2 separate regions of the Mus musculus genome follow, and region 1 is linked to region 2. Evidence: chromatin loops called from intact Hi-C (ENCODE). Cell type or tissue: gastrocnemius. All regions are shown on one strand. Links, peaks and the distances in the headings refer to the core of each region. The heading gives the core; the rest is flanking DNA. Region 1 has its middle 59 kb from the start of Adamts20. Region 2 has its middle 18 kb from the start of D630010B17Rik.

Region 1 (5,379 bases), core at 102-5,101, 200 kb before region 2:
GTTTAGGCACCTAGGTGTTCTCTCTACACAGTATTATTTGGCTGGCACCCCCATCTTAAAGAACCTGACCTAAGGTTGAACTCGAGTTAACCAACAAGCCTGCATCTAGCATCAGTTTCCAGGTTACTCCCCAACAAACTGGCGCCTAGCGCTAGTTTCCAGGTTAGTCTCTAACAAGCCTGCCCCTGGCACATCACTTCCTAACAACCACCAATCAGGAGGAAAGCAGAAGTTAAGTTTATGGTTTGGCTCTCAGCGCCAGCCAATTATTTTAAAGGGCAACAGAATTCCACAAGAGCCACCCTACTCCCCACCCCCAATCAGATGTGTGCCAGGCTAGAAACCCCCTTGCTTGTTTGCTTACTTCTATAAACGCTTGCTTGAAACTGGGCTCTGGGCTTTCCCCTCTCGTCCTGCTGCATCAGGAACAGCGTGAACCCAAGCTTGAGCTCGAATAAAAAGACCCTTGTGCGACTGCATCGACGGCATCCGGGGCAGCTCCTTGGTGATCTATTAAGGTTCGTGAACGGGCACAGCAGACCGATTCTCAGCACTCAGGCGAGCTGTGTGCTGTTTGCCTCTTCACCTTTGTGCTAGAAGCACCAAGCAGTTAGGAGTTACAGATGGATAGGCTGAACACGAGACAGGATAATCTCTAAGAGAGCAAGGGAAACCGGAAGTGCATAGTGAATAATCCGGTGACAACTGCTCGTAGAAAGCCAGGAGATCTGAGGAGTGAACAAAAGTAAGCCAGAGAACGAGCGGTGCGAGCGTCAAGAGTGTGTTGCTAAGAGGCTTAGTGGGCAGGATGTGTGGCTGCTGCAACCATGGCGCTAATAACTGAATGCACTGTTGTATTTGGGGAGAGTACAGAGTACATAGCATGGTAGACGTAAAGCGAGCCACGGCCATATTTTTGAGACGGAACTGCCTTTTATTTCAACATACCATATCATATCAGGAAACTCTTAAAGAAGGGTGTTTTTAAACGAACTGGTGATGTTTACAGACATTCCTATTTCCTTCTTCAGTATGAAAATGTGCTCAATAATTTGATCACTAGTCTCACGTGTTAAAAGACAGTCCACATTTCAAGAGTGTCTGAAGGTAAGGTTTATTGTGGCTGACTGAAGCTTACCTCCTCTGTAAATCTTGAAAGACCACTTGCAAAACACAGACCGTGTATTTCTCTTCTATCTTTTTTTTTTTCTATCAGATTCTGGCAAAAGAACACTTCACATCCAGAATTATAAGCATAGAATACTTGGCTAGTGAGAAAAGCATTGGTGATCTATTTCTGCCTTAAGCTTACAGCCCAGCGGAAGCGAAGGAAGGGAGTCGATCTATGTTGATGACTTCTTCCTTTCTAGCTTCCTAATCGGTTATCTATTAATCATCCTTGCAGGGGAGAAATGATGAAGTTCATCTCTGGTCCTTCCTCCCAGCCCTATGCTCCTAGAAATAAGACTCAGACTCAAGATATATTTATAAATAACTTGGTCATACAGCTAAGCTCTTCTCTGATTAGATATAACTTAAATTGTCCTACGTATTCTAGCGTACATTTTACCTGTGCTCAGGTACCATGGATTTGGCTCATCGTATCTTCTGTTGAATCTTCCTCCTGCCTTTCTCCGCATACCCTTTCTTTCTCCTGGGTATCCCATCTCTATTTTCTGCCTAAGCCACAGGCCATACACTTTTTAACAGACAGGTGATGCACAAGTTATTCTCTCTTGTGAGGAAGGAGGATAGCCAATAAAGGACAGGGATGTGGTGGGAAGGAATCCCTGTACAGATCTCACTGATAAACAGCTCTCGGCTACTCTTACAAGTGAGCAGTTGGACTGGTTGCTTTGTGAGAGGACTTAGGGTGAGCTAGGACTCTGTGCCAAGTACCTGCTGTGTTTTTCTGGGGAATTGAAGACCCAGCTTTTCCTTCTTGGAGCTCACTGGCTAGTGGTAGAGAGTCACGTGATGTCCTTTACACCAGAGTGGCTAGGTGACTTACTCTGATCTGATCAACCTCAACGATGCAATTTATATGATCTCGGCAGCGTTCTAATACAACCTTAAATTCATTTGGTTCATTTAAAGAACTTCTTAAAACAAAGATTTGGAGCCCAGAGTTCTCTTAAAGTGTCCTGAAGTTTATTCTGAGCAAAATAATGGCAGAAAATTGGCCTCATAGGAGGGACCCACGAAACAGCCCCCTTTAGATGAGGCAACCCCTATAGTGCTGTTGTTCCTTCGGGAGAGCACCTGGCCAACTCCTGTGGGTCCCTGCATTTATTACTGCTGCTGCTCTTCTGTCCACCAGCAGCTGCCAATAGCATTCTGCATCAGGTCCCCAGGTGGCAGTGTTCTCAGGCCTTTCATGGAGGGTGTACAAAGTCAGATGACATGTCCCTCTCCATGGTACTAATAGTTCTGTCCTGGGACCATGCAATGTTTTCCAGTCCTGTGGTGCCTGCAGCCCTCCTTGGTTTTTTGTTTGTTTGTTTGTTTGTTTGTTTTCAATATCTGGGGCAGTCAGTTTGGTCTTCATCCGAGTAAGACAACCTTTTAAAAGGTTCACTAAGACAGAGAAAGGGTTTTAATATATCCCACTAAAGGGAAAAGGCATTTCAGGTAGGTAATGCTGGATACAGCCCCTAGAACAGGCAAGTGCTACCTCTTGAAGGCTGTTTATCCTTCATCCAGAAAGATGAGGTCTGTCTGTGAGTCCTGTGTTTTCCCCACTGTGACAGACATTCACATGAACTCTCCACAAAGCAACATTACAAACCTATTCTTCCCCTGAGCTATTATTATACCCTTGTTATCCATGTAAAGTTGGGCTTGCAACAGTTTGAGGAAATATGAAGATGTTAGCCTTCCATTAGAAAATGAGTCTGGAAACTTGCATAGGTGGGCTGATCATTTAATAGTCAACTACTGAATAGTTTCTGGAAAAACCGTCACCCGCAAACATCGAAATTTCCAGAATTAAGATGATAACAGCATTAAAAGCCACCCACAAATCTTGGAAAACCTGCCCTCCAAGCACCATTCCTGGCCTGGCATTTCCGTGACCTTGTAACGTGAGGTAAACGCCCCACAATAGAAATAAGTTGTGGAGAAGATGCATGGTTTCTCTTAGTTCTTCCTCCATAACAAGATATTACATAATAGAAGTGGAGAGCATCGAACACAGACAGCCTGTTTCACTTTTGCACATTAAACTCTTGACCAGAAAAAATTGCATTGTGCTCAATCAGCTCCCATTATGTCACAAGGCTTTGATCTATGGGATCTCTTATCTGCTGCAGTCTACATAAAATGAATGAGAACTCTCCCTTTCATCTCTGTGAGCTTTGCCCCGTGGATCTCGCTTGCTTGGCCCTACTCCCTTTTAAACTCTGATTGTCCCTTACATTGCTTCCTGGTGTGGATTCTTTTCTCCTTGGAGAACCCAGTCCCTTTATCCCTTTCTACAAAAGAGCCCAGCAGATGTCAGCTCACATTTGTCAAGCCCAAACCACATAATCTTTTTAGCATGGGATATTTTACTACGTCATCTTGGGGGCTCTCTTTCTACCATTTTTAATTAATCTCCAAAATTGCTTAGTAAATGAACTACATGATCAAGAAACATTTGAGAAACCTTGAGGGGAGGACACGGATTCTTTTCTCCATCTCATTTCCATAATGGGGAACATTTAATAAGTGAACTGTGGTGGTCCATTGTCTGAGTGAGTGCTATAATTTTAGAACATAGGGCACTATATTTTAAACTTAATTGCTCAAGTTAAAAGAAGTAATTCGTGAAGTTTTGACCTTCAGGATGCTGTAGGAACGTGTGAACATCACTGTAAGATGGCTATTTCTACGTGGCAGAACTCATTACTACTGTAGGATATTATTTTGGTAGCAGTAAAGAAGTTGAAAAATAATTACGCTTGCCTTTGGGCAATAGTTTCAGTTTTCTAATAGTATTTAATCAAAATCCTTATTAAAACATACAATTAATACCTCACTCTTTCCTGGGAGGGTTTGTGATTTATTCTAAATGCACGAGCAACTTAAAAAAATATATTTTCTTTAAAAGCCACAGAGTTGAAATGAGTCCTGTAATTGAGAGTTTAAAATTGGTTCTACTTTTAAAAACCATAGTAATGTACTCCAAATATTATATTCTTAAAACATTAGCACTCCTTTTTTTTTTTTTTTTTTTTTTTTGCAAACTCTTCAAAGCCAGTTTCTTTCTTCGTCAAGTAAACAGCTTATCCTTTATGACCTGGACATAAGAAAACACTGATGTTTCCTCTAATCACTGTGAATGTAATGTGTTTCTCCATGAGTTCTCTCTGTGTCAACTGCTGCAGGAATCTTCGAGGAAGCCTTCGGGGAAATGACTTTGAATGTTTCTAAGACTGACACAGGAGCACACTCATACTAATCACTAACAGCTTAGAGTGAGCCAACTCGCTTCGCAAGTGCATACCGCTGAGAACAGTATACCAACTGAATTCTTAGAGCAGTCTGTTTGGCTCTTTGAGTCTTAGTCGAGGCTGATATTGCGATTTCCTTAAGTAACTAAAAAGCAGTTCATATGAGGCTTTCACCGAATGTGAGACTTCCTGACCGAGTTCTTAATTTCTGAACACAAAGAATGAAAAGCCAGGGTCGGCAGCTCACAAAGCCATCAGGCAGAGCTAAGTTCTGCAGCGGGCAAGGATAGGTTTGATAGACTAACTTTATAAAGGCTGTTTGATTTAACATAAGGGGAGTAAATTTATGTTCCGGTTAGTTTAGTTAGAAAGGGACTCTTTGCCTTGCTTCATTGAAATTTAAGTTCCTTTCAGACTGTATATTATTAGCAGATTCCTGGGTGTCAGCGTGTAAGACATAGCTGGATAAGGGCAGCAAATGGAAGGTGTTTCCAAGTATTGTGACTGCTGAGAATTACTGAGTGGGGGAGTTCTCCGAGTTCTTTTCTGAAGTGCTGCAGAGGCAGAAAAAAGGCTTTATCTAGGATTTATGGATTTTTCTATGAACATATTGTTAATTTCTTTATAAGGGTTTCTTGTATAACGGTCTGGTCAGCTGCTGTTAATTTAGACAAAGTTACTTATTTATTGTTCTTGATATATTATCCAAATATTTTCTTTGGGGAGGATTTTTTTTTAGATTTATTTATTTTTGTTTTGTGTGTCTGTGCACCACATGCATATCTGGTGCCTATAAAGATCAAAAGGAAATCCCCCTTGAACTGGAGTCTCAGACCACGGAGAACTGCTACCAGGGTTCTGGGAATCCAACCGAGGTCCTCGGCGAGACCAACACGTGCTCTTGACTGCTGATCCATCTCTCCAGCTCCGTCCTCCAAATGTTTTC
Region 2 (5,379 bases), core at 106-5,105:
CAAAAAGGACCCGCACTGAAATCTCAGGGAAATTACACGATCTTCCTCAGATCAAGAGGTCAAATACCGGGAAGTAGGTGGTGTGTACAGTACTTTGCCAAGGCAGGGAGCAGATACTTAGGACAGAGCTGTCCATTCTCAACTTCCTTACGGATGACCGAAGTACACTCTAGAGGAGTTAAACCAGTTATAACTGTCAAGGGCTGGGGTATGGCTCAGTGGTAGTCTCTTTTCCTACAGTTCATGAGGTCAAGGAAGAAAACAATGACAATTGGCAGGGCATTAAAATATTACCCTTTTCACGTGTGCAGTAACATACAATTTCCCCTCTAAATTTATATTTATCTCATTACTAGAAAATATGGGAACCCTTTTGTGTGTCTGAGTCCCTTGTATGTGTATGTGTGTGTAGATATGAAGTCTCTTTCTGAATATATATATTCAGATATATACACATATATCTTACTGTGTAGCCAAGGCTGGCCTGAAGTTCATGATAGTTATCGCTCTAGTTGGCAGCACGAACCTGGGAGAGTGGAGCCTAAAAGGAGTAAAGTCTCATTAATAGCCAAGTTTATTTAAGGCATCAGACGATTTGTATTCTGAGGGTTAAGCAAGATCTAAGGCAAAGGTCACATGAGTTTAGGTTGCTCTACAGTCATGTGGCCAGCCTGTGCTTGGAAACACCAGCTAAGTAACAATGGTACCTATCTTAGTCAGGGTTTCTATTCCTGCACAAAACATCATGACCAACAATCAAGTTGTGGAGGAAAGGATTTATTCAGCTTACACGTCCACAGTGCTGTTCATCACCAAAGGAAGTCAGGACAGGAACTCACACAGGGCAGGGACTTGGATGCAGGAGTTGATGCAGAGGCCATGGAAGAGTGCTGCTTACTGGCTTGCTTCCCCCAGCTTGTTCAGCTTGCTTTCTTATAGAACCTAAGACTACCAGCCCAGGGATGGCATCACCCGCAATGGGCCCTCCCCCTTGATCACTAATTGAGAAAAGGCCTTACAGCTGTATCTCAGAAGCATTTCCTCAAGGGAGGCTCCTTTCTCTGTGATAACTCCAGCTTGTGTCAAGTTGATACACAGAACCAGCCAGCTCAGTCCCTGTAATCATAAGTAAAGCCACTCTAACTTACACCCGGTGGGGGGGGGGGGGGCACAGAGGCACATTCTCAAAACAACCCACGTTCTGGAGAGATAGAAGTCACAAAACTTTTCGTCTCCATTTTCTTGGAGTTTCCTCACGAGCACTCTCAAGTCTGACATAGCCTCGCTTGTGAGCCGTGTTCCGACCATGATCGTCTTGCCTCTGCTGTGCCAGGGCTGCTGTGACTATGTGCGCCACTCCTGGAAGTCTGAATGCACACACATGGGTTTTACTGTGTTGTTTTGACATTTGAAACAGGGTCTCGCTGTGTATGGTAGGCAGTGCTCACACTCTGGCACATCGACATCCCCACTGCTGGGGTTCCAAGGACGGAGCACACACCGGGAGTTGCATTAGGAATTTGTCGTTGGAGTGCTTGGTGGCTCTAATCAGAATCTGAATGAGAAAACAGAGAAGACCAGTTGGAAGCTGGCGCTGCCAGTCTCCTGGCTGGTTTGTTGTTTTGTTTTGCCTTCTCCCTTTCCTGCATATTTCAAAGCATTACTGCTTTGCCCAAATGTTTTGATTTCCTTCTGTCCCAGAGTCTCAACAGACAGCATTATTTTTGTTCTGAAACCAATCTCTTCAGCATCCTGCATCTTTTTCTACCTCTCCTCTTGCCCAGTCTCTGATCAAAAAGACAAAAAGAAGACTTCTAAATAAAAGTGAACTGCATGCACACCCTCATACTATATAATTCTCACCGTGTTTTTACAGGGCACCATCATCTTCCCAGACCAAAAAAAAAAAAAAGGGCTTTTTTGTTGTTGTTTTGTTTTGTTTTTGTTTGTTTTAGTTTTTGGTTCGGCTCTGTCCTTGGCTTGAGGACAACTCCATATTAACCTTAAGTACCACCAGAGACGTTACTCTACAGTGACGACATCGCCACCTGCTGGCCACTCGTGGTCATGCTGCTGGAGGACTTGGAAGGCTGCCAAGGTCTACTTTTGCTGGAGTTTCTGTCACAGTTCTGCACAGTTCGTTTCCAGGCATCATTGTCCGGTCTCTATGTCCAGACAAAAACCCATATCTATGTCACGACCACGAGCATGTCTTTCTTTTACAGCTCGGATGTTGGAATGGTCTTAATACTATCAAATATTGCCTGACCAGAAGCAAATAAAGAATTTATTTTTGGTGTGGTAAGTTTTTTTCTGATGCCTTTATTCCGTAAAGAGAACTAAGTTGGAGCACAGGCAGAGGTGTTTCAGACCAGCATGCAGCTGTAGGGAAGAAGGTACATTAAGCAAGCCGACAACTTGTTTCTTAAGAGTTGAAGCAGGGGTTTGAAGTAATAAGCTCTAAGGTGTCTTTCACCGAATGAGTAGGTCCTTCTTGCCTGGTGTGTGGGCTGGCTGAGTTGATGAATACGGTTAGTATTAGTATGCACAGAGGGGAGGGAAAAACCCACTCTGGGAGTGGCACAGCCAATCAGCTCATTTCTACTTTGTTATAACAGAAAAGCTGTTCAATGTACAGATGTTAAAACAGAGACATAGCACACTTTTTTTAATCTATTGTTTCTGAGGCAAGGAAGCCTCATTTCTCGAGTATGGTCTGTAACCTACTGGCCTGAACCTCCATGTTCTAAGTTGTAGAGTGAATAGATGGTATGTAGCCCCGCTTACTTTCCTGACAGAAAAGGTACAGAGTTAAGAGAGCTATTTTTATAGGAGCATGTTTTTGTTATTTGAAGGTGTCAAATTAGCTATCTGATCTTTTTTAAAAAAAAATTAGAAAACACTTTGGAAAGTATTTCGGTGAGGAGGGCTCCAAGCTCCAGCTCTCTTTACAGACATCATTTTAAGGTGTCAATAGTACCTATTTCATTTTGTTTTGCCTCAAGCATTAATGTGTAAAACCCTGGAAGTATGTCAGAAACCAACACGTTTTCATATATGTTACCTAAGCCATTTGGCATCATGACCTATGACGTTGGGTAACAAGTAGTGAACTGATCTTAAAGCCTAAAATCATTTCATGGGTAAGGCAGATGGAGCCCAGGCCGCAGCCTTGGTGGAACGGCTTTCTGCTGTGATGACCATGACAGGTCACTTTGAGCTGTCTGGTGCTCTCATCTCTGCACAGCCCCACTGCTCCTGATCTGTTCTGAATCAGGAGTCGCTCTTCACCTTAGGAAGTATTAGCCAGCTTGTGAATTAGATCCTGAGATTCGTCTCATTTATCATGTCTGCCCCTTCTGGCTTTATCTTCTGATTTTCCTTCCTGAATATCCACTCCTTTTTATTGTTAACCTCTCTCGTTTTCACATGCCACACAATTAATGTCATAGGACGGTCTGCGTCGTCACCACTTTGCACAGACAGCATGGTTAACACTTTCTATGAGGCCTCATCAAACATGTAACCCAGATGGAAGGAAAGATGGTCTCAGTGTGGCATGGCAATTAAGGTGCCAGCCAAACTGGCACACAGCCAACTTCCAGAGTTCCAGCAGCAGGAAGCCAGCCTCAAAGGCAGCCTCTCTCCTACTTCCTCTTTTAGTGTTACCTCTTAATTTTGGCTCTTCTTCATATCATTTCATAAAACTGGACATTGAAAGGAACCCTATTTTGCTTTGACAGAATTAAATAAACACAATAATGATTTTTCTATACCAGTGCCAAAGATGACAGATTTGAGCAAACATGCCAGGATGCTTCTACTTGCACTGAGGGTGGTGGGCAGGAATCATCCCAGACATTTCCTGCTTATCTGTCGGCCTCCCTCCAAAAACTCTTAATACGGGTCTCCTGGTAATCACTTCTAATCTGTCAACGTTGGCAGATTGTAGGATGTTTGTATGCTTCCTCCAAATAAGTCCTAGATAGCTAGAGAGAACTGAATCTCCTAGTGCCTAGACTTATGACCCAACCGGATATGGAAAGAGAATTCCCAAACTTCTTTATTAAATAAAAGACCAATTAGGACCCAAGAATGGTGGAATGAGTTGACATTCTCCTGTTACACAGAATATACTGGGATTTGAGGAGGAACAAGATAAAAAGTTGCACCAGAAAGGAATTTGCATGAAATGTACAACAAAGACAATCTAGTGCCTTGCTAGATGCATTCCTGAAGGGATGCCCTCTTTCACCTTGGTGCTCAGCTCAGGTCTCTTCTTACGTTCCACAAATGCCTCATTTTTATCTCGTGTTTCCCAGTAGAAAGTCTGAGAATATCAGGTTCCTTCTGCATGCCCCTTGTGCGGTGGACACGGGCAATTGACTCACCTCCACCAGCTGGAACCTGTGTCGTAACTGTAGTCACAAGTTCGCACATATTACATTGAGGCAGCGTGGTCCTCACTAGTGACAGATGGTGCATGGGTGATGGCTCCACCCTGGGCCCAGAGGAAGCCGCAGGAACTTCAGAGGCAGCACAACACATCCATCAAGCAAGCAGTATTCCGAACCACAGCTGATATGGCAGCAAGCCACTGTTTCCAGGGTTAGAGCGAGTTGGGTCCCTTTTCTCTGATTCTAACCAGATCAGCTTTATTTTTTCTTCTTCTTCCTATTTTGGAAGAATATTACAAATGTACTTAATCTCGTGTTTTAAGTAAATAAAGGTATGTTTGGGATTACACCTCTGATTGGTGGCATCAGACATGACAAACAGTATGCTTTATATGTGTAAATCAACGACACCTTTTTACACAGTTTTTGAGGATTTCATACAAGCAGATTATGTATTTTGACCTAGGTCACCCTACTCCCTTCCCTTCAGCTTCCCCTCTAGTCACTTATAACTACTCTCCTCTCCCAACTTCATGTATGTGCTCTTTCTTTAAAAGAAGCAGAAGCAGGAGGAGGAGGGGGAGGGGGAGGGGGAGGGGGAGGGGAAGAAAGAAAGAAAGAAAGAAAGAAAGAAAGAGAAAGAGAGAGAGGGAGGAAGGAAGGAAGGAAGGAAGGAAGGAAGGAAGGAAGGAAGGAAGGAAGGAAGGGAGGGAGGGAAAGAAAGCAAAACCAAAACCAAACAAAAAGACTATTGAATGTACTTTGTCTTCACAGCGTAAGCGTGTAGTAGTTAATGATCCTGGGTAAATGGTGCCAGCAGGAGCTTACAGTGATTGGTCATCTTCCAGCCACACTAAGGAAGCAGAGTAACTCACACTTAGCTAGTTTCCTCTGTTAGCGCAGAGTAGGACATCCACCCAGGGAACAGAGTGGCCTCCCTTCAGGATGGGTCTTCCATATTCTATTAACTCAATTAGGTAAT

What was found. Peaks named below come from ENCODE experiments on the same cell type or tissue, not always from the same donor. Only the 100,000 strongest peaks of a DNase experiment are listed, where the experiment ranks them.
Region 1: a loop joins it to region 2, with 24 times the contacts of the local background. A loop is called at or near these places in 7 of 42 quality-filtered maps.

The regions. Positions count from the first base shown.
Region 1 is chr15:94,460,445-94,465,823 of GRCm38, reverse strand. No RefSeq gene overlaps it. Among named protein-coding and RNA genes, the nearest start is that of Adamts20, 59 kb to the right of the region's middle. In gastrocnemius, for the core only: a CTCF peak has its summit at 2,351; DNase peaks (open chromatin) are centred at 1,896 and 2,341.
Region 2 is chr15:94,262,526-94,267,904 of GRCm38, reverse strand. No RefSeq gene overlaps it. Among named protein-coding and RNA genes, the nearest start is that of D630010B17Rik, 18 kb to the right of the region's middle. In gastrocnemius, for the core only: no CTCF peak of the experiment used is centred there; DNase peaks (open chromatin) are centred at 3,204, 3,590, 3,836, 4,507 and 2 more places; H3K4me3 peaks cover 610 bases; H3K27ac peaks cover 1,094 bases.